2 separate regions of the Homo sapiens genome follow, and region 2 is linked to region 1. A link is an interaction called in ENCODE POLR2A ChIA-PET data of the cell type or tissue named here. Cell type or tissue: OCI-LY7. All regions are shown on one strand. Links, peaks and the distances in the headings refer to the core of each region. The heading gives the core; the rest is flanking DNA.

Evidence for each region. Peaks named below come from ENCODE experiments on the same cell type or tissue, not always from the same donor. Only the 100,000 strongest peaks of a DNase experiment are listed, where the experiment ranks them.
Region 2: POLR2A ChIA-PET joins it to region 1 with 6 read pairs; 2 of 35 experiments call an interaction of 5 or more read pairs at or near these places.

The regions. Positions count from the first base shown.
Region 1 is chr2:32,886,698-32,892,004 of GRCh38, forward strand. It overlaps LOC105374453 (a long non-coding RNA gene), which reads right to left. Exons shown (of 3, transcript XR_939938.2): 2 at 3,226-3,301. Among named protein-coding and RNA genes, the nearest start is that of LTBP1, 58 kb to the right of the region's middle. In OCI-LY7, for the core only: no CTCF peak of the experiment used is centred there; no DNase peak of the experiment used is centred there.
Region 2 is chr2:33,056,503-33,060,502 of GRCh38, forward strand. All of the region lies in intron 3 of LTBP1 (latent transforming growth factor beta binding protein 1), which reads left to right. It also overlaps the pseudogene H2ACP2. Among named protein-coding and RNA genes, the nearest start is that of LTBP1, 110 kb to the left of the region's middle. RefSeq lists an enhancer at 1-95. In OCI-LY7, for the core only: no CTCF peak of the experiment used is centred there; DNase peaks (open chromatin) are centred at 2,409 and 2,919; H3K4me3 peaks cover 2,211 bases; H3K27ac peaks cover 2,662 bases.

The DNA.
Region 1 (5,307 bases), core at 644-4,643:
CCCGAGCCCTGCCCCGCAGGAAGGCGTCTGAGGCCCAGCAAGAATTTGAGCGTGGCGCGGGCCGGCCAGCAGTGCTGGGGGACCTGGCGCACCCTCCGCAGCTGCTGGCCCGGGTGCTAAGCTCCTCACTGCCTGGGGCCAGCGGCACCGGCCGGCTGCTTCAAGTGCGGGCCCACTGAGCCCGCGCCCATCCAGAACTCGCACTGGCCAGTGAGTGCTGCACGCAGCCCTGGTTCCCGCCTGTGCCTCTCCCTCTACCCCTCTCTGCAAGCAGAGGGAGCCGGCTCCAGCCTCGGCCAGCCCAGAGAGGGTCTCCCACAGTGCAGCAGCAGGCTGAAGGGCTCCTCAAGCATGGCCAGAGTGGATGCCGAGGCCGAGGAGGTGCTGAGAGTGAGTGAGGCCTGCTAGCACGTTGTCACCTCTCAGGATGATGTAGGGGAAGGAGGGAGGAAGTGACCAGGACAGGAAATAACATTTCACAAGAAGTGCTCTTAAGGGAGGAAGGTTAGAATGATCCATGTGGTATTGGATTAGAGTTAGAGACATCAGAATGAACTCACGAATTTAGCTTAATATAGCTACAGATGGTTACAAATAGATATTTGCAGATATGTATCGATTCATGGATTAGTATGTATAGATACATACATTTTATTGCTCTGTCAGCTAAAAGGGCCTAGAAACCACAACACCCCAATAGTAATGAGCACCCCTAGCACCCAGATCTTGGTTTCTAATACCATTCTCTAGTAAAAGAAACCAGGAATCACTGGAGAAATGGCTGATTCTAGGGCTGCACTAATAACATACAAAAGGAAACTATAGTGCCAGAAAGTAAGGAAGTGCTGGGGTAAAAAGATAGGGGTATGTCAAAGGGATGCAAGAGCCAACTGAAAAGGTTACCAATGGCCAAAGCTTGAACAACTTGAGCAATAAAGTAAATAATGTAGTATTGGCTGATAACCCAAAGTATAAAATAAATGTTAATCCACCTAACAGAAATACATGATTGTATGAATAAATAAATGGGGGAGAAGAGATAAATCTCCCTTGCAGAAGAATTCCAAATAATTTATGTAGATACTCCCCCATCAAGGAGGTGGAAGATATTCTTACCCCTTAAGTGGGGGCTGCATATAATGACTTCTTTCCAAAGAGTCCAGGATGGAAAGAAGGGAGAAAAGAGTAACTTTACAGTGGAGAAGTCTGATAAACCCTACCTCAATCAGAAGATCAAGTTAATATCAATAGTGATAAGTCAACTTGATAGTTAGGTACCCTTCAGGTGATGCCATGAGAATGGTACTTTATCTCAGTGGTCTTCCTTCCAAAAACCCATAACCCCTATCTAGCCATGAGAAAAATGCCAGACAAACTCAAAGTGAAGAATATTCTATAAAATGCCTGACACCTGACCAGTATTTCTCAAAACTATTAAGGTCATCAAAAATAAGGAAATTCTGAGAAACTGTCACAGCCAGGAGGAGCTTAAGTAGACATGACAACTAAATGTAACATTGTATCCTGGATGAAATCCTGGGGCAGAAGAGAGATGTTTGGTTAAAACTAAAGAAATTTGAATTAACTAAGGACTGTAATTAAGAAGACATCAATATTTTTTAGTTTTGATAAATATGCCATATGAATGTGAGATGTTAATAAGAGAAACCAAGAATGGAATATTCAGGAACTTTCTGTACTATATTTTCTTTTCTGTAAATCTAAAACTATTCTAAAATTTAAAGTTTGTCAAAAATTAATTGGGCTGCTAGGGCAGCAACAACAACAATAAAAAAGACATGGAAAACAAAAAGCAAATGAGAAAATAGAAAACAAACAGCAAAATGATGAATGTATGCTCAACCATATAAATATGTTCATTGTAAGTGGTCTAAACACTGCAATTAAAAGCCAGATATTGTCAGAGAATTTTAAAAATACAATATCCAGGCTGGATGTGGTGGCTCATGCCTGTAATCCCAGCACTTTGGGAGGCCAAGGCGGGCAGATCACTTGAGGTCAGGAGTTTGAGACCAGCCTGGCCAACATGGTAAAACCCCGTCTCTACTAAAAATACAAAAATTAGCTGGGTGTGGTAGGACATGTGCCTGTAATCTTAGCTACCCCAGGAGGCTGAAGAAGGAGAATCTCTTGAACCTGGGAGGTGGAGGCTGCAGTGAGCCAAGATCTCACCATTGCACTCTAGCCTGGGTGACAGAGCAAGACTCCATCTCAAAAAAAAAAAAAAAAAAAACAAACAAAAAAAACAATATTCAGTGTATGCTGTCTATACAAGAAACCACTTTAAATATAAAGATACAGATAGATTAAAATAAAAGATGGAGATACATATACCAATCAAGCAATAATCAAGAGAAAGCTGGAGTAGATACAAAGTAGAGTTCATAACAAGGAATATGATCATAGATAAAGAGGACATTTCATAATAAAGGCGTTATTTCATTAAGAAGACAACAGTTCTAATGTGTATGTACTTAATAATGGAGCTTTGAAATATACACAACAAAAACTGATAGAACTGAAAGGAGAATAGAGTAAGAGTTTTCGTTGGAGATTTCAATACTCTTCTCTCAGTAATGATAGAACAAGTAGAAAAGAGAAAATAAGAATACAAAGTAAGTGAAGATAAAGACTTGAACAAATTCCCACCCAGAACATCAGAATAAATTGCACGTCTTTTACATAGCACATTGATGGCTGTCACTTTTTAATCCAGTCTAAAAATCTATACTTTCTAATTTCAGTGTTTAATCTCTTACATTTGATTGATGTAATTTCTGGTGGTGTGAGTTTATGAATCATGTTGCTTTGTTTTCCATGTGTTCTTTCTTTCTTTGTTCCTTCTTGACTGCCTTCTCTTAGATTATTTTCACATTCTTTTTATCTTCTTTATTGCTTCTTACCTATGTCTCTTTGGGTTTTTTTTTTTAAATAATGATGGCTCTAGTGATTTCAATATGCAACCTTAATTTATCATTGTCTACACTGAATAAATATTATAGTACTTCATGGACAGAATAATGACTTAAAACACTATAATTCCATTTACAGCCTTTATCCCTTTGTGCTATTTTGTTATGTGTTTCACTTCTACGTATGTTACAAACCCCACAACACTTGCTATTATTTTTATCTAAACACTCAAACATCTTTTCAAAATTAAAAAAATAAAAACTAGTCTTTTATATTTACCCACATATTTACCTTTTTTAGTGCTTTTCATTCCTTCCTGTAGATTCCTTCTGAAATCTGGCTTCCATCTGGGATAACTTCCCTTTAGCTGAAAAAAACTCTAGAGATTTTAGTGATATAAACATATAAACAAAATGGCCCATTTCTTGTAGTTTGGGTCTGTTGGTAACACATTCTCTGAGCTTTTTTTTTTTTTTTCCATTAAAAGTGTCTTTATTTCCCCCTCATTCTGAAGTTTATTTTCACAGGATGTAGAATTCTAGGTTGATAATTGTTATGTATTTTTAAAACACTTGGCCAGGCACGGTGGCTCACGCTTGTAATCCTAGCACTTTGGGAAGCCCAGGCGGATGGATTGCCTGAGCTCAGGAGATTGAGACCAGCCTGAGCAACATGGTGAAACTCGTCTCTACTAAAATACAAAAAAAAAAAAAAAAATTAGCCGGCATGGCAGTGTGTGCCTGTAGTCCCAGCTACTCAGGAGGCTGAGGTGGGAGAATTGCTTGAACCCAGGAGGCAGAAGTTGCAGTGGCTGAGATTGTGCCACTGTACTCCAGCCTGGTGACAGAGTGAGACTCCGTCTCAAAAAATAAAAACAAACAAACAAAAAAACCATTTCAATGATATGGTTTTACTCTATTCTGAATTCTATTATTTCTGATAAAAAGTCAGTTGTCATCCATGTCTCTCCTCCCACATTCCAAACCCCCTCTTTCTCCCAAATATAAAGTGTATTTTTTTCTTTGACTTTTTTTTTTTTTTTTTTTTGGAGACAGGGCCACAGTTCTGTCCCAGGTTAGAATGCAGTGAGTTTTGTTTTTGCCACAACTCACTGCAGCCTCGACCTCCCAGGCTCAAGTAATCCTCTTGCCTCAGCCTCCTGAGTAGCTAAGACCACACACCACCATGCCTGGCTAATTTTTTATTTTTTGTAGAGACGAGGTATCATTATATTGCCCAGGATGGTCTCAAACTCCTGGACACAAGCAATCTGCTCAACTTACCCTCCCAAAATGCTAGGATTATATACCTTTCAACATTTATTTTATCCAATTTTCTTTGTCCTTGCTTTCTGAGACTCCAATTCTATGTATATTAGACTATTTGATATTGTCCCCCCAAATTAATATTTTTATTTTTAATCTTTTTCTTCTCTGTGCTTCTGTTAAGATAATTTCTATTCACTTGTCTTTAAATTTTCCAATGCTTTATCCCCCTGTGTCCAGTATTCTTAGGAATTTAGTTCACATATCCTCCTTTTCATTGTTCACTGGCTTTAAAAAGTAGACAGACAGACAGATATTTTTCCCTTGGCTTGAGTAACAGTCTTTTACAACTGTCTACATTTTAATTGGAAATAGAACCTTGAGTGGGTCTTAAGCAGTCTTATATCATACAAAGAACATGCTAAAAATGTAGTATTTCTGGGAAATACTATCAGACATCAGACAATATCTAGGATATTAAAAAAAAATTCCTTAGGTGGTTCTAATGCAGGAGTCCCCACACACCCTTAAAGAAACACTAATTTGTTGTTAGAAGCTGAAGTCAAAATAAAAGTTAGCAGTCAAATGCAAATGAGTTTCAATTGAGGCCTCAGGAAGACCATCAACAAAGCTATCAGATTGCTTTACTAAATTCAACTTTCGAAAACTCATAGCCATTATGAAAACCAGTGTGGAGGTTCCTCAAAAAATTAAAAATGTAACTACCATATGATCCAGATTAGTACCTTCACCTATGAGCAGACTTCTGGGTATATGTCCAGAGGAACTGAAATCAGCATCTTACAGAGATATCTAACCCATCATGTTCATGGCCGCATTATTCACAATAGCCAAGATATGGAATCATCCCAAGTGTCCACTGATGGATGAGTAAATAAAGAAAATGTAGTATAGGCACACAGTGGAATACTATTCAGCCTTTGAAAAGAAGGAAGTCCTGTCATCTGTGACTACACGGATTAACCTGGAAGATATTATGCTAAGTAAAATAAGCCAGGCACAGAAAGATAAATACTGCACGATCTCATTTATATGTGGAATCTACAAAAGTCAAACTCATAGAGGCAGAGAGTAGAATGGTGGTTGC
Region 2 (4,000 bases), core at 1-4,000, 170 kb after region 1:
TGTCCCTTCGTGGTTGCAAAAATGTGTCCAGATTTGGCGGGTTCTTGGTCTCACTGACTTCAAGAGTGAAGCCGCGGACCCTCGCAGTGAGTGTTATAGTTCTTAAAGGTGGCGTGTCCGGAGTTTGTTCCTTCTGATGTTCAGATGTGTTTGGAGTTTCTTCCTTCTGGGTTTGTGGTCTCGCTGGCTCAGGAGTGAAGATGCAGACCTTCGTGGTGAGTGTTACAGCTCATAAAGGCAGTGTGGACCCAAACAGTGAGCAGCAGCAAGATTTATTGCAAAGAGCAAAAGAACAAAGCTTCCACAGTGTGGAAGGGGACCCGGACGGGTTGCCACTGCTGGCTCAGGCAGCCTCCTTTTATTCTCTTATCCGGCCCCACCCACATCCTGCCGATTGGTCCATTTTACAGAGAGCCAGTTGGTCTGTTTTACAGAGAGCCGATTGGTCCGTTTTGACAGGGTGCTGATTGGTGCGTTTACAATCCCTGAGCTAGACACAAAAGTTCTCCACGTCCCCACTAGATTAGCTAGATACAGAGTGTCGATTGGTATATTTACAAACCATGAGCTAGACACAGAGTGCTGATTGGTGCATTTACAAACCTTGAACTAGAGACAGAGTGCTGATTGGTGTATTCACAATCCCTTAGCTAGACATAATGATCCAAGTCCCCACCAGATTAGCTAGATACAGAGTGCCGATTGGTGCATCCACAAATCCTGAGCTAGAGACAGGGTGCTAATTGGTGTGTTTACAAACCTTGAGCTAGATACAGAGTGCTCATTGGTGTATTTACAATCCCTTACTAGACATAAAGGTTCTCCAAGTCCCCACTAGACTCAGGAGCCCAGCTGGCTTCACCCAGTGGGTCTCCCACTGGGGCCGCAGGTCGAGCTGCCTGCCAGTCCCGCGCCATGCGCCTGCACTCCTCAGCCCTTGGGCAGTCGATGGGACTGGGCGCCGTGGAGCAGGGGGCAGCTCTCATCGGGGAGGCTCAGGCCGCACAGGAGCCCACGGTGGGGTGGGGGAGACTCAGGCATGGTGGGCTGCAGGTACCGAGCCCTGCCCCACAGGGAGGCAGCTAAGGCCTGGCGAGAAATAGAGCACAGAGCTGGTGGGCCAGCACTGCTGGGGGACCTGGCGCACCCTCTGCAGCTGCTGGCCCAGGTGCTAAGCCCCTCACTGCCCGGGGCCGGCACGGCTGGCCGGCAGCTCTGAGTGCGGGGCCGCCAAGCCCACGCTCACCGGGAACTCTAGCTGGCCTGCAAGCACCACGTGCAGCCCCAGTTCCCGCCCATGCCTCTCCCTCCACACCTCCCCGCAAGCCGAGGGAGGCGGCTCCGGCCTCGGCCAGCCCAGAGAATGGCTCCCATGGTGCAGCGGCGGGCTGAAGGGCTCCTCAAGCACGGCCAGAATGGGCGCCAAGGCCGAGGAGACGCCAAGAGCGAGCGAGGGCTGCGAGGGCTGCCAGCACGCTGTCACCTCTCAATATCACTGTCTTAAAAATCCTCTGTGCTCTACCTCATCATAAAAGTAAGAAACCTAGGAGTGTTTCTCTCTTTGGTTTCCAATTACTTTGGCCTGGGATAAACTGGGACTTCTCAATTCATTGCGGGCCATTTAACAGTTAATGAGAAGCATTTCATGGTCTTTCTAAAACTCTTGTAGACTAATAATAGCTATGATGAAGTATATAGAAATTCATTAATATTTATAAAAGTAATAAACATTGAGTAATAGAATTATGTTAGCATTAAAATTCAATTATTAATTACATTATTATTTCAACTAATTTTGCAAAAGACCATTGACTATAGGTTCTTAGAGGCTAAAAGAAAATTAGAAGTCTACCACCCCACCTCCTTTGTTTTACAGATGAGAAGCTAAAGCTTCCAATGTTTAAGTGATTTGCCTAATCGAAGCCAGGACCAAAACTCATCTAATAACGTCTAAACGTAGTACCTTCCACTGAATCAAAGAGTTGGGTCTTCCTGTTTTCCCTTTTTCTCCCCCCTTCTTTTCAAGAATTAATATTCTGAAGTATTTTCCAGATATGGAATCACCAATTTATAATGATAAATATGCAAGAAGATCAAGATAAATTTTGTGTATTATCTTACATTTGTGTTTTAAATTGATAGCTGCTATCAATGGCATGTTAAAAAATACTTTAGTGAATTTCATATTTTGATACAGCTTTCAGCACAGATCAGCAATTTCTCTCAAGTTTTTTGATTATACGTTTGATTCCAGAAATTCTGTTTCACTGGTACTAATTCAATGTGTTTACTCTTCTTTTGAGAATGGTACCTTACTATAAATGTCGCAGGAGAAAAAACATTGCCATTTAAGCTACAGAAGTGCTGAATATGACCTGCACGTGTTGAAATGGCAGTGCTGCGGGAGAGGTTGGAAAATGTGTGATGCTGTCTTATAATTTTAGCTCGGGTTTATGCAAATGTGGGCATTTATCTTGTTATTTTCACAGCCATACACATTTACTGCCGCTTGAAGTTATCCTTACAAGTGATCTTCATTAAATTAAGTTTGTCTTACAGGAGCAGAAGGAAAAGGATGATGTGAATTTCACCTTTAAAAGGCAGCACTAGGCAATGCAACATTTAAGAAGTGTTTTTTGCCTGTGCCCATAAAAAGCTATACCACTTTGTTGATGGATTTGCTATTTTGTGTCCTATTAAGTATAAAATGTGACCATATATTTTGGATTCCAAGGTCTTTTCTGGTTTGTTGAACACATTAGTGCTTATGATGATGATTTAAATTAGTTTTAATGTACTTGGGTAGTCAAGCGTACAGTGCTTTGAAGCCACTAAGGGAGAAAAAGAAGAGATATTTCAGCCTTCCCCAGTAATGAGACCCATAAATCAAAAGAACGAACATGGAAACTTCAAGCAAGCCTAGGGATCTAATTTCAAACACCTTAAAAGAGACTCCTTTTTTGGTTTAGGCTTGCCATGTCCGTGGTGCCCAGTGGAAGGGCTGAGCTGAAAAATTTGGATAAAAAACAGAGAACCTCTATAGGATTAAAACAATGGAGCCAGACGCTCTCAGTGTTAGCCTTTGGATTTGAGAGGCTTGTGTTTAAGAAGTCTGGGCCTGAAGAGGTGGAAATACAGGGGGTCAGATTCAGTTACAGATACATACATGTTCAAATACCAAATACATGTCATTTAAGGGAACCATAAGATGACTTTGCAAGAGGGAGACTTTTTTCCATGAAATAGTTATAGTAGACTTTTCAAACTAACTCTGAAGTGAAATTTTGAGCATAAAAGCTTTTCAGCTGACAAAGAGAAATGGCATGAATGTCTGAGAAAAAAACCAGACACATCCCTAAAACAACAGAGAAATGCCTTCTAGACTTTAGATACATCTATGGCAAATAGGAAGACAAGCTATTTCTAGACCTCTGGCAAGAAGACTGGCCTTTTACTCAGTTCTTAAAGAAAATAGCTAAGAGAAGTTTGGAATAAGAAATCCAAGTTCTTCTACATGTTGTTGGTTCGGGCAATGTCAAAGATTTTTTTCATAGCTTGTCTCTTGGAGGCTGACCTTGGACTGTGCACATGGACCTATTTTTAAACTGTAGACTCCATTTCACTCCCACATATTTTACCCTTCTACTGTTCAAGTGCTAAAACCAGGGATTATTTAAGTTAGCTTACTCTGTTGCAGGCTGGGATGAGAGTTTAGGATTCCAAAATTGTGTTAGAAGTGGGTTGAGAGGAAATAAATGTGGAGAGGCTAAATGACAGTTGTGTTATGGATCCTTTTCCTTTTAATTTCCCCCTATTTTTAAAAAACTCACTGGAGTCCTAGAATACACACAGATAATTGACGTATCTCTAGGGGTATTTGCATTCAAGGTAAGTTTCTTTTGATTTTAGTAACATGTGGCTTTTGATTATTATGGAGGACAATTTAAGCCCAAAGTATTATTTTGCCATTTAGGTTTGTATCTTAATTTGGGCTGTGCTG